Linked DNA regions of Mus musculus: region 1 is linked to region 2. Evidence: chromatin contacts called from ENCODE POLR2A ChIA-PET data. All regions are on one chromosome and are shown on one strand. Each heading gives the region's core, a stretch centred on a gene start or an enhancer-like site at or near the end of the contact. The rest is flanking DNA. Distances are from core to core; before and after follow the strand shown. Region 1 holds the start of Plbd2 (phospholipase B domain containing 2). Region 2 overlaps Sdsl (serine dehydratase-like).

Region 1 (4,687 bases), core at 407-2,906, 36 kb after region 2:
CCTGGATCACACAACAGTGGATCGGAGGCTGCAGGAAATTCCCAACACAACCAAGGAAGACCCGTCCCCACTCCCATGAGTCCTGTAAATGGAAGCATTCTCAGTCTGAGTGCCCCCACGCCACCCCACCCCCGTCCTTCCCCCTCCACACACCTCCTGTGCCTCTGCATCCAAGCAGGGGTTCGTCATACCCTCTCAGCTCTGCTAAACAAGCAAATCTGGATTGAGTCAGCAGAGAACAGACCGCCAGATCGAGTCACAGGGGGTGCCCCTGATGCCGGCCAGAGCTGTGGTTCCCTTCATATAGCAGACAAATCAGCAGCCTTCTCTCCCTGGAAGCCTTCCCAGATTGACCCCACCCAGCTGTGATGTCTACAGCAACCAACCATCCAAGGACCACCATCACCGGAGATGACCAAACCTGTGCGAACCCATGCTGCAGGAGACTGTGGCCCCTGAGAATGAGCACATCGAGGTCTGATGGGGACACACAGGTTCTGGATGCTCCCCTTACACAGCCCAAATCTGGGTTTCCAGGCAGATTGCTGGCTCCGGTTTCCCGTGGGATTTGCCCATGTGTCTTCCCTCAGCCTGAATCTTGTTTGGCTCTGGGTCCTTGTGACCACATGCCAAGATAAGAATAGCTCAGCACAAGTCGTTATTCCCGGTGCAGACCCCAGCAAGAACCCACGATCAAGTTCTGGGTTCACAGCAGTGATGTGGGGGACCCAGAGAAGCAAGGGAATTAGTGAGACAACAGATCACAGGGCCAGCCTATGTTCCGAGAGCGATAGGGATCACACTGAGCACCTAACTCAGTGAAGCATCGGGCCATGAATTCGTCCCTGGGATGGGCAGGGACAGCAACATCTAACAAGGATACTGTCCACGCTTGTGAATTTAGGGACCTGCAACTTTCCCTCTGGCTTGGAGCCTGGCTCACTCCAGCCGCCCTGGCTCTGGAGGGAGACAAGGGCCTGGGGCTACTGACAACTGTCATTATCCCTTAGGCTAGGGACAAATGGGCAGCAGAGTAAACATTTAGTACCAGAAGTCCGGAGGCAAAGGCAGGCGAGTTTGTGTGAGTTCCTGGGCAGCCTGGTCTACATACCGAGTTCTAGTCCAGCTCGCCTTAAGTGCGGGGACCCGTGTGGACAGAGGGCAGGTCCCCTGGCCCCTCGGGGAGAACCCCTGTGGTTGGGGATAGGAGTTACTGAGTCAGCCACCAGCCCTGGGCCAGACCTGGCTGTGGACTCCCCAGGGAGGCAGTCCAGGGCCCCTGTCACCCGCCAGGCCGTGGCGGGGATGGCTAACCCTTACCCGGTCTCGCGGATGGCGTTGGTGAGGTTGGCCCAGGCCACCGCGTCGGGGTGGAAGCCATCCTCCAGGCGCAGCTGGCCCGACGCGGCGTCCAGCAGCAGCGAGCGGGTGCGGGAGACCGGCGGGTCCGGATTTTGGCGCTGCCAGCCGGGCCCCAGGGTAGGGAGAGCGCCCGCCGGGCCGCTCAGCAACAGCCCGGTCAGCGAGGCCAGCAAGGCCAGTGTGGTCAGGGAGGTCAGCGCCAGTGCCCGCCGTAGCGCCCGGGCCGCCCAGCCGCCGGAGCTCCCATCCACGGGGGCCGCCATCGCGAGCCGCAGCCGGGCCACGTGACTGCGTCCCGAGGGGCGGGGTGGGGGCGGGGCTTGTGCTTGGGCTTCCGGGATGGGCGTGGTCTGTGTTCCTGGAGAGGCGGGGCCTGCCTTAAAGGACTCGCGCTCTCTGTGGAAAAAAAAAAAAAAACCGCTCAGCATCCTTCCCTCCCAAGGAATTTCTTTCTGGTTTTTGTTTGTTTGCTTTTGCTTTGTTTTTAAATTATCCTTCCTCTTCCTCACCTTTTTTACTTATTCTTCCTCTTCCTCACCTTCTTTTAATTTTTAATATTTTTAGATTTCTTTTATGTGTATGATCTGCATGGTGTGTTTGTGTGTGTGTGTGTGTGTGTGTGTGTGTGTGTGTGTGTGTTTTTGGGAATGTGGATGCAGGTGGAGGCCAGAAAAGAGTGTTACATTCCCTGAGGCTCTGTTGTGAACTGTCTAAATGTGGGTGCTGGAATTCGAACTCAAGTCCTCTGCAAGATCATCGAGCCCCCTTTACTGCTGAGCCATCTCCCAGCCCCGCAACTTCTTTTTCCTATTTGTCCATGAATGAAGTAGTCCCAATATGTTAATCAGGTTAGCCCGAGCTACAGAGTTAATTCCAGGCTAGCCTAGTACACAGTATGAGATCCCGTCTCAAAGTAATTTTTATTTAAAAAGCTGGATGTTGGAGGACCTGTACCTGTGCTTTTGAGGTCTGCAAAATAGTCTGGAATAAAGAGTGAGAATCTGTCTCAAAATGTACACAAAGAGAGGCAGTGATTGGCACTTCAACCAATGCAGGTGTCAGACCTTCAACCAGCAGCCCCAGGCCCCAGAAGCCAAGGGTGTGAACATACAAGCTGTCCTCAACGCAGATCAACATCTTTGGTCAAGTTGCTGGCCAACTTTGCCTCTGGTCAACCAGTGACAAATGCCACGGGTTCACACATACAAAGTGACTCACACCTACGATTCTAGCACTGAGAAGGACTGAGGCAGGAGGATTGCAAGATGTCCAGACAAGCCTGGAGTACAGTGTGAGTGAGACCTGATCCCATACCAAAAAAGAACTCATTCTGTCCCTCTTCCCCTACCCTGATGCATAACCTTTCTAGAATGTTTCACAGAGCAGGAAAGGTGTTTCCTGAGGGACATATTTAAAGACACACCGGTAAGCCCGGCAGTTACTGGACTGAGGCTGGAGGGTCACCATCTTGAGACTTACATAGACTAAATAAGTTCTCATCATTAAAAAAAAAAAAAAGGATATGAATAAGTGAATGAGTGGTTTGCCTGCATGCACGTCTGGGCACCAGGTCTTGTTCTCTTGGAACTGGAGTTACAGATGGTTGTGAGCCACTGTTAGTTGCCGGGAATCGATCCCAGGTCCACTGAAAGAGCAGCCATTGCTCTTAACTGCTGAGCCATCTCTCCAGCCCAGTCCTGTCTTTAAAGAAGAGAAAAGTTTAAGGTCCCTTAAACTTTTTTTTTTTAATGCATGCTTGTAAACCCAGCACTCTATAGGCAGGGGCAGAAGGATCAAGAGTCCAAAGTTAGCCTCAGATACACACTAAAGTTAAAGAACATTGTTAGGGGACATTAGATCCTACCTAAAAAACATAAACAAGATACTACCTAAAACCTCACAACTGCCTGCTTACCCTAGAGGCACTCCCCTGCCATTCCCTGGCATAAATCCGAGTCTCTTCTGTCATCTGTTAATCCCTTACTGCAAACACTTTCTGTCGCCAAGTCCCTAACAGGCTGGGGAAACTGAGACCCAAGCAGATAAAATGACTTCTAGTCACAAAACTAGAACCTTCAGCACCGGGAGTCGAACAGTTCGAAAGCACCGTGGACGCTGCCCTTCCCAGCCACCAGGGGGCAGACACAACCACAGCCACGCTCGACTTTCCTGCCTCCCTAGGGAAGGCCAGGCCCTGGCTGGAGGGGGAGGAGTCTGCTTTGGGTTCCAATCCTTCCTCCCTGCCATAGGTGAGGTCACGATTCCAAGCCTCGCGGACTCAGTGAACACAGCCTGACCCACAGGAAAGCTACCAGATGCTAGGCACACGAGAGAGGCACAACAGGAGTGTGTGATCGCTGGGGACTAATATACACAGAGCACGCGCACAGATGCACAAAGGCACACACTCGCTGACGCAGGTCCATGTTATTCCCCAGCCTGGGTGCCTTCTAAGCATGTTGTAGTGGTCCAAATCGGTGACTCTCAAGCCTTTAATACATTTCCTCATGTTGTGGTGACTCCTCCCCCCAACCATAAAATCATTTCCTTGCTGTTTCTTAATTGTAATTTCACTACTGTTATGACTCGTAATGTAATGCAAATATCAGATATGGTACATGACATGACCCCTGTGAAACGGTCATTCAGCCTCCACCAAGGGGGCGTGACCCACGGGGTGAGACCACTGCTCTAAAGCGCCTACACACGGGAATGCAAACAGAAGAACCTGAGTTAAGCCCCCAGCACCCATGTAACAAGCCAGGCACAGTCTTCCATACACTATAATCCCAACGCAGAAGAAGGCAGAGACAGGAGGCTCGCTGAAGTTCACCAGCCAGCCAGCCTTGCTGAATGACTGTCCCCCATGCTCAGTAAGATACTCTCTCAAAAAATAAGATGGAGCCAGGTATGCTGGCTCTCTGTGAGTTCCAGGCCAGCCAGGGCTACATAGAAAGACCCTGACTCAAAATAGTAGTAGTAGTAGTAATAACTATTTACATAATATATAGACAATATATTTTATAATGTAATTTATAATATATTTATAATATATGAATATTTTATATAAACTATATAATATAGTATGTTAATATAATATAATTCTTAGCCTGGAACTTACTTTGTACACCTGCCTGGCCTAGAGCTCACGGAGATATTCCTGCCTCTACCTCCCAAGCTCTGGAAGGAGAGGTGTGTGCCGCCATGCCTGGCTGTTCTATACTTTAACATCACCGTAGCGGAGTCCATAGGGGAGCAGCAGTATTCCCATCAGCGAGCAGCAGTATTCCCATCCAATCCCCTGTGCTGAGCACTTGGCTTACTT
Region 2 (4,872 bases), core at 1,740-4,239:
CAAGTTGTGTCCAACCCCAAAAGTCTTGAGATGGGAAGGATTTGGACCACTCCCTCCCTGCCTCGACCCCAAAGGTTTAAGAAGCCTTTGTTCTCCCCTCCCCACCCCAATTAAAGGAGCTACTCCCTGAAGCCTGTCTCCCTAGAATTCATCACCCTGGTTGTTCTCAGGTCCCTCCCCTTCTCTGGATCCCTCCAGTTCTAGGGCTCTGGTGCCCTCTTGTGGCCTTTTCTGTCACTGCATGCACCTGGTGGGCAGACATACACACTGGCAAACACATGTGTACATACAAATAATTTATAAAAGGTGTAATAAAAGGGGTCCGGTGAGATGGCTCAGCAGACATTCCCACAGGAGCCTGATAACCTCGGATCGATCCCCAGGAACCACTTTAAGGTGGAAGGAGGGAGCAAATTTAAAGGAGGGGAGAAGCAGCCGTAGTGAAGGATACCACCCATCACACAGGAGGCAGGAGCAGGCAGATCTATGAATTCAGGGGCAGTCTGGGCTACAAAGTGAGTAGCCTCAAGGCTAGCCTCAGATACGTATTGAGAAAACTTTGTTTCAAACCACCAAACCGAAGGGACGAGAAAAGAAAAGAAAAGAAAAGAAAAGAAAAGAAAAGAAAAGAAAAGAAAAGAAGAGGCGAGGTGAAAAGAAGAAAAGAAAAGAAGGGAAAGGAAAGGAAAGGAAAGGGAAAGGGAAAGGGAAAGGGAAAGGGAAAGGGAAAGGGAAAGGGAAAGGGAAAGGGAAAGGAGAAGAGAAGAGAAGAGAAGAGAAGAAAAGAAAAGAAAAGAAAAGAAAAGAAAAGAAAAGAAAAGAAAAGAAAAGAAAAAAGAAAAGAAAAGAAAAGAAATTACTCTCCTTTGTCTCTATAGCAGAAAAGATGGGTCAGGCCCTTTGCAGTTCCAAGGTCGGCCACCAGGGGGCGTGAGCTGCACCCCCATCTCTCCTGCCCAGGAACCCGGACCTCTTATTTAAGTGACTTGAATAAGGGGAACTGGTGGGTCTGTTCATGAATCTGAACCTTTGTCAGGATGGCCCTGGAACTCCCCAGACAAGGCAAACAACGCAGACCCTTCTCATCCCCTTCAGCACCCCTCCCAGGGAAAGGGGCCTATGAGCTGTACCCAGTCTCCAGACTCCGTGTGCTGGCTAGTTTTTATGTCACTTGGCACAAGCTAGAGTCATTTTTGAAGAGGGACCCGCAACTGAGAAGATGATCCTACAAGATGGGAAAACCCATGGTGCATTTTCTTCATAGGTGATTGATATGCGATGGTGCAGCCCACTGTTGGCGGTTCCATCCTTAGGCTGGTGGTCCTGGGTTCTATTTCTATTTTTTATTAAAGAATTGTGTGTGTTCACATACGCAAGTGCGTGTGTGTGTGTGTGTGTGTGTGTGTGTGTACACTGTAGCTGCCTTCAGACACACCAGAAGAGGGCATCGGATCCCATTACAGATGGTTCACAACCATCTCTAATCCTAGTCTCATAAGATCAGATGACCTTTTCTGGTGTACATATAGATGTATATACAAAATAAAGCATCCACATACATAAAATAAATCTTTCTTTTTTTAAAGTCTCCTTTGGGTATGAAGTCAGGAGCGACCTCTTGGGCCAGAAAGATAAGAACGAGCTAATTATGAACTACGCCACACACTGGTCAGCTCTGGGCAGCACAGGTTCCTTAAGAGGATTAAGTCCAACCATGAAAAGGAGGTGTCTGCCCACTGTACCCTGCATGACTTGATAAGGGCTAACTGTTGTATGGGGCTGGCAGGAAACTGGGCACGATGCCCAGCTCCTTCCTTCTTATCTCAGAAGGCTCCGAGAAATCCTGACAGAGGCCTGTATTTAACTCCATTTTGTAACTGGTGACTCAGAGGGGTTGGTACACAAGGCCACAGGCTCAAAGTTCCAGCGCTTCCACACTGTATGGCATCTTTTGTTTTGTTTTGTTTTGTTTTGTTTTTTATTTTGTTTTTGTTTTTGTTTTTCAAGACAGGGTTTCTCTGTGTAGCCCTGGTTGTCTTGGAACTCACTCTGTAGACCAGGCTGGCCTCGAACTCAGAAATCCACCTGCCTCTGCCTTCCAAGTGCTGGGATTAAAGGCGTGCGCCACCACTGCCCAGCCACTGTGTGGCATCTTATCTACTGGACTGTTGATATCTTCTTCTTCCTCTCCCTCCTCCTTATCACCATCATTATCATCATCATCATCATCATTCATTCATTCATTCATTCATTCAAAATGAGACTATTTGGTACCATTGGCAATTATCCATAAGAGTCGCACACCTTCAATCCCAGGACTCGGGAGGCAGAGGCAGACAGTTCTGTGAGTTCGAGGCCAGCCTGGTCTATAGAGTGAGTTCCATGACAGCCACACAGAGAAACCCTCCCCTGAACAAACAAAAGCAGCAAGGGAAAACTGCTGAGACGCTTGGCTCTGTCCCCAGGCCTCTCTGCTCCTCCTGAGGGGCCGCTTCACCACTGTCAGGGTGGGGGACTCAGCTGAGCCAAGACCCAGGGACCCCACCTCTCACCACTGAGGCAGGTGCTAGAGCTGAGCAGTGAGGACCCAAGTTCAGCTCTCCAGCACCCACATAAAAGGGCTTGAACAGCTGGGGCCCTGCGACTTTCTTACTGGAATCCACTTGTAAGGATTCTCATCTGGTCCAGACCTTACTCCGACTCCAACAGTCCAGGGGTCCTTTCCCCATGGGCCATCTAGTGGCACACAGCAGCTAAGTCAGGAAAAAAAAAAACTAGAAAGCCAAGCTAACTGACCGCCCCTCCAGCAAGCACACCCTGCTAACTACTCTCAGGGACTGCAGGGCCTGCCTTCTGTGAGGTGACAAGATAGGGCAGATGCTACTAGACTGGTAACCACACTCACACCACTCACTGCCCAACACACTGCCCCACGGTCCCCAGCCACTCCCACAATGCCTCCCTTACCTTCCTGAAGGACAGCCCAGCCAGGACCAACCTGGACGCACTGGCTACCAGATCAGCTTCCGGCTACCAGGGCCTGGCCCCTCCTCCTTGTTAAAGGGACAGCTCCTGATTCTGGGGTCCTGGTGAGAACTCACAACAAAAAATGACCAAGATGAACCCGTGGGGGTATTCAATCCTCTCTGTCTTCCTTACGCAGCTCATGGCTCATGAACGACCTGGGCTCATCTGGCAAGTGTGGAAATGGAGGTTCAAAAAACATACATTAGCAGGGGCTGGCAAGCAAGAGGTAGAGTGTACCCCTCATCTTGGACTCCTTCAATAACATAGGCACACCCCAGATCTGACTTTGGGTTCAGAGTTGTTGCTGGGTCAGGCCACTTTGCCCTGGTTCACACTGGGGTCAGCTTATGTTTGAGACAAGATAATAAAGATGCAGGCCAGGCATGGTAGCACATATCTTTAATGCCAGTACTTGGGAGGTAGAGGCAAGTGGGTCTCTGTGAGTTCAAGGCCAAGCTGGTATATACAGCAAGTTCCAGGACAGTTTGGGGCTGCATAGAGAGACCCTGTCGAAAGAAAGAAAGAAAGAAAGAAAGAAAGAAAGAAAGAAAGAAAGAAAGAAAGAAAGAAAGGAAGGAAGGAAGGAAGGAAGGAAGGAAGGAAGGAAGGAAGGAAGGAAGGAAGGAAGAGGAGGAGGGAAGGGGAGAGAGGAAGGAAGGAAGGAAGGAAGGAAGAAGAGAGAAGGGAGGGAGGGAGGAAGGAAGGAAGGAAGGAAGGGAGGGAGGAAGGAAGGAAGGGAGGGAGGGAGGAAGAAAGGAAAGGAGGAAAGAAGGAAGGGAGGGAGGAAGAAAGGAAAGGAGGAAAGAAGGAAGGAAGAAGAGAGAAGGGAGGGAGGGAGGAAGGAAGAAAGGAAAGAAGGAAGGGAGGAAAGAAGGAAAAAAGGAAGCAGGGAAGGAAGGAAGGAAGGAAGGAAGGAAGGAAGGAAGGAAGGAAGGAAGGAAAGAAGACAGAAAGGAGACAGGATGAGCCTAGCCAGCAGTTGTCCCGTTCTCCAGTCTGAATAGGAAGAGTGACTCTCACATCATGTTCCCGTCCCTAACATTTCACAGTCAGCAGAGGAAGCCTGGGTGTTATTTACTGTTCAGAGCAACGGCTGCTCACACCTTCCTGCACTCAATAAATAAATATTTACCAGACACCTATCACCTGCCAAGTCCCAAGACCTTTAACCTCAAACAAGATAGTGTGTCCCTTGCCTTCCCACAGGCCTCGGTACGCCCTTGCTGTAGGAGGTGGGAGCCGGTGGGAGGTTGGGGTGGATATTGTCAGGCAATGGAAAGCCATGCTGAGTTCTAGGGTCACAGAAGGACTGAGGAGAGTCTGAGGAGATGGCATGTGTGAAAACCCCAGTATGGCTCTCCAGCACCCATGTGACAGGGCCAGATGAGGTAATGTGTCTATAATCCCAGCACTACTGGAGTAGAAGCAGAAAGATGTCTGATTTGATTGGTTAGCCTAGTCAAATCCGCGTGCTCGAAGCTCCACGGTCAGACTCTTGTGGCCCTTCTGAAGGCTGAGACCCTGGAGTGCACCCTCAGCCTCAGTTTCCCCAGATATAAAATAAGATTCAGGAAGGACCAGACGACACAGGTGTCCTGTGTCCTCCTTGGGGTCTTGTGACCTCTCCCCTCCCAGGATTGATGGTTAACCGGATTGATGGTTAACCCCTGGCTACCTTGAGCGAGGTGGAGCTGCGTATCCATGATCTATGACTAGGACCCTACCCAGCTCACCTCTGCCCTCACATCATCCCCTCCCCCATCCTTGATAAGCGGCCGGTCTTGCTCAAGTGCCTGTAAGATGGAATCTGGAAAAGGCTTCCTGGAGGAGTCCCTCAGCTGTAGA

Evidence for each region. ChIA-PET counts read pairs that join two places held with the same protein, here RNA polymerase II (POLR2A).
Region 1: POLR2A ChIA-PET joins it to region 2 with 12 read pairs in Patski. The contact joins the promoter of Plbd2 here to the enhancer-like site in region 2. POLR2A ChIA-PET finds 5 or more read pairs at or near these places in 2 of 5 experiments (Patski and embryonic stem cell).

The regions. Positions count from the first base shown.
Region 1 is chr5:120,501,967-120,506,653 of GRCm38, forward strand. It overlaps Plbd2 (phospholipase B domain containing 2), which reads right to left and starts at 1,657. Exons shown (of 12, transcript NM_023625.4): 1 at 1,321-1,657. The coding sequence starts at 1,625.
Region 2 is chr5:120,464,307-120,469,178 of GRCm38, forward strand. It overlaps Sdsl (serine dehydratase-like), which reads right to left. Exons shown (of 9, transcript NM_001384254.1): 2 at 2,968-3,192. Among named protein-coding and RNA genes, the nearest start is that of Sdsl, 6.1 kb to the right of the region's middle. Within about 2 kb of position 2,990, at least 1 of the 3 ENCODE cell types and tissues checked has a DNase peak (open chromatin) inside an H3K27ac peak, as active enhancers do.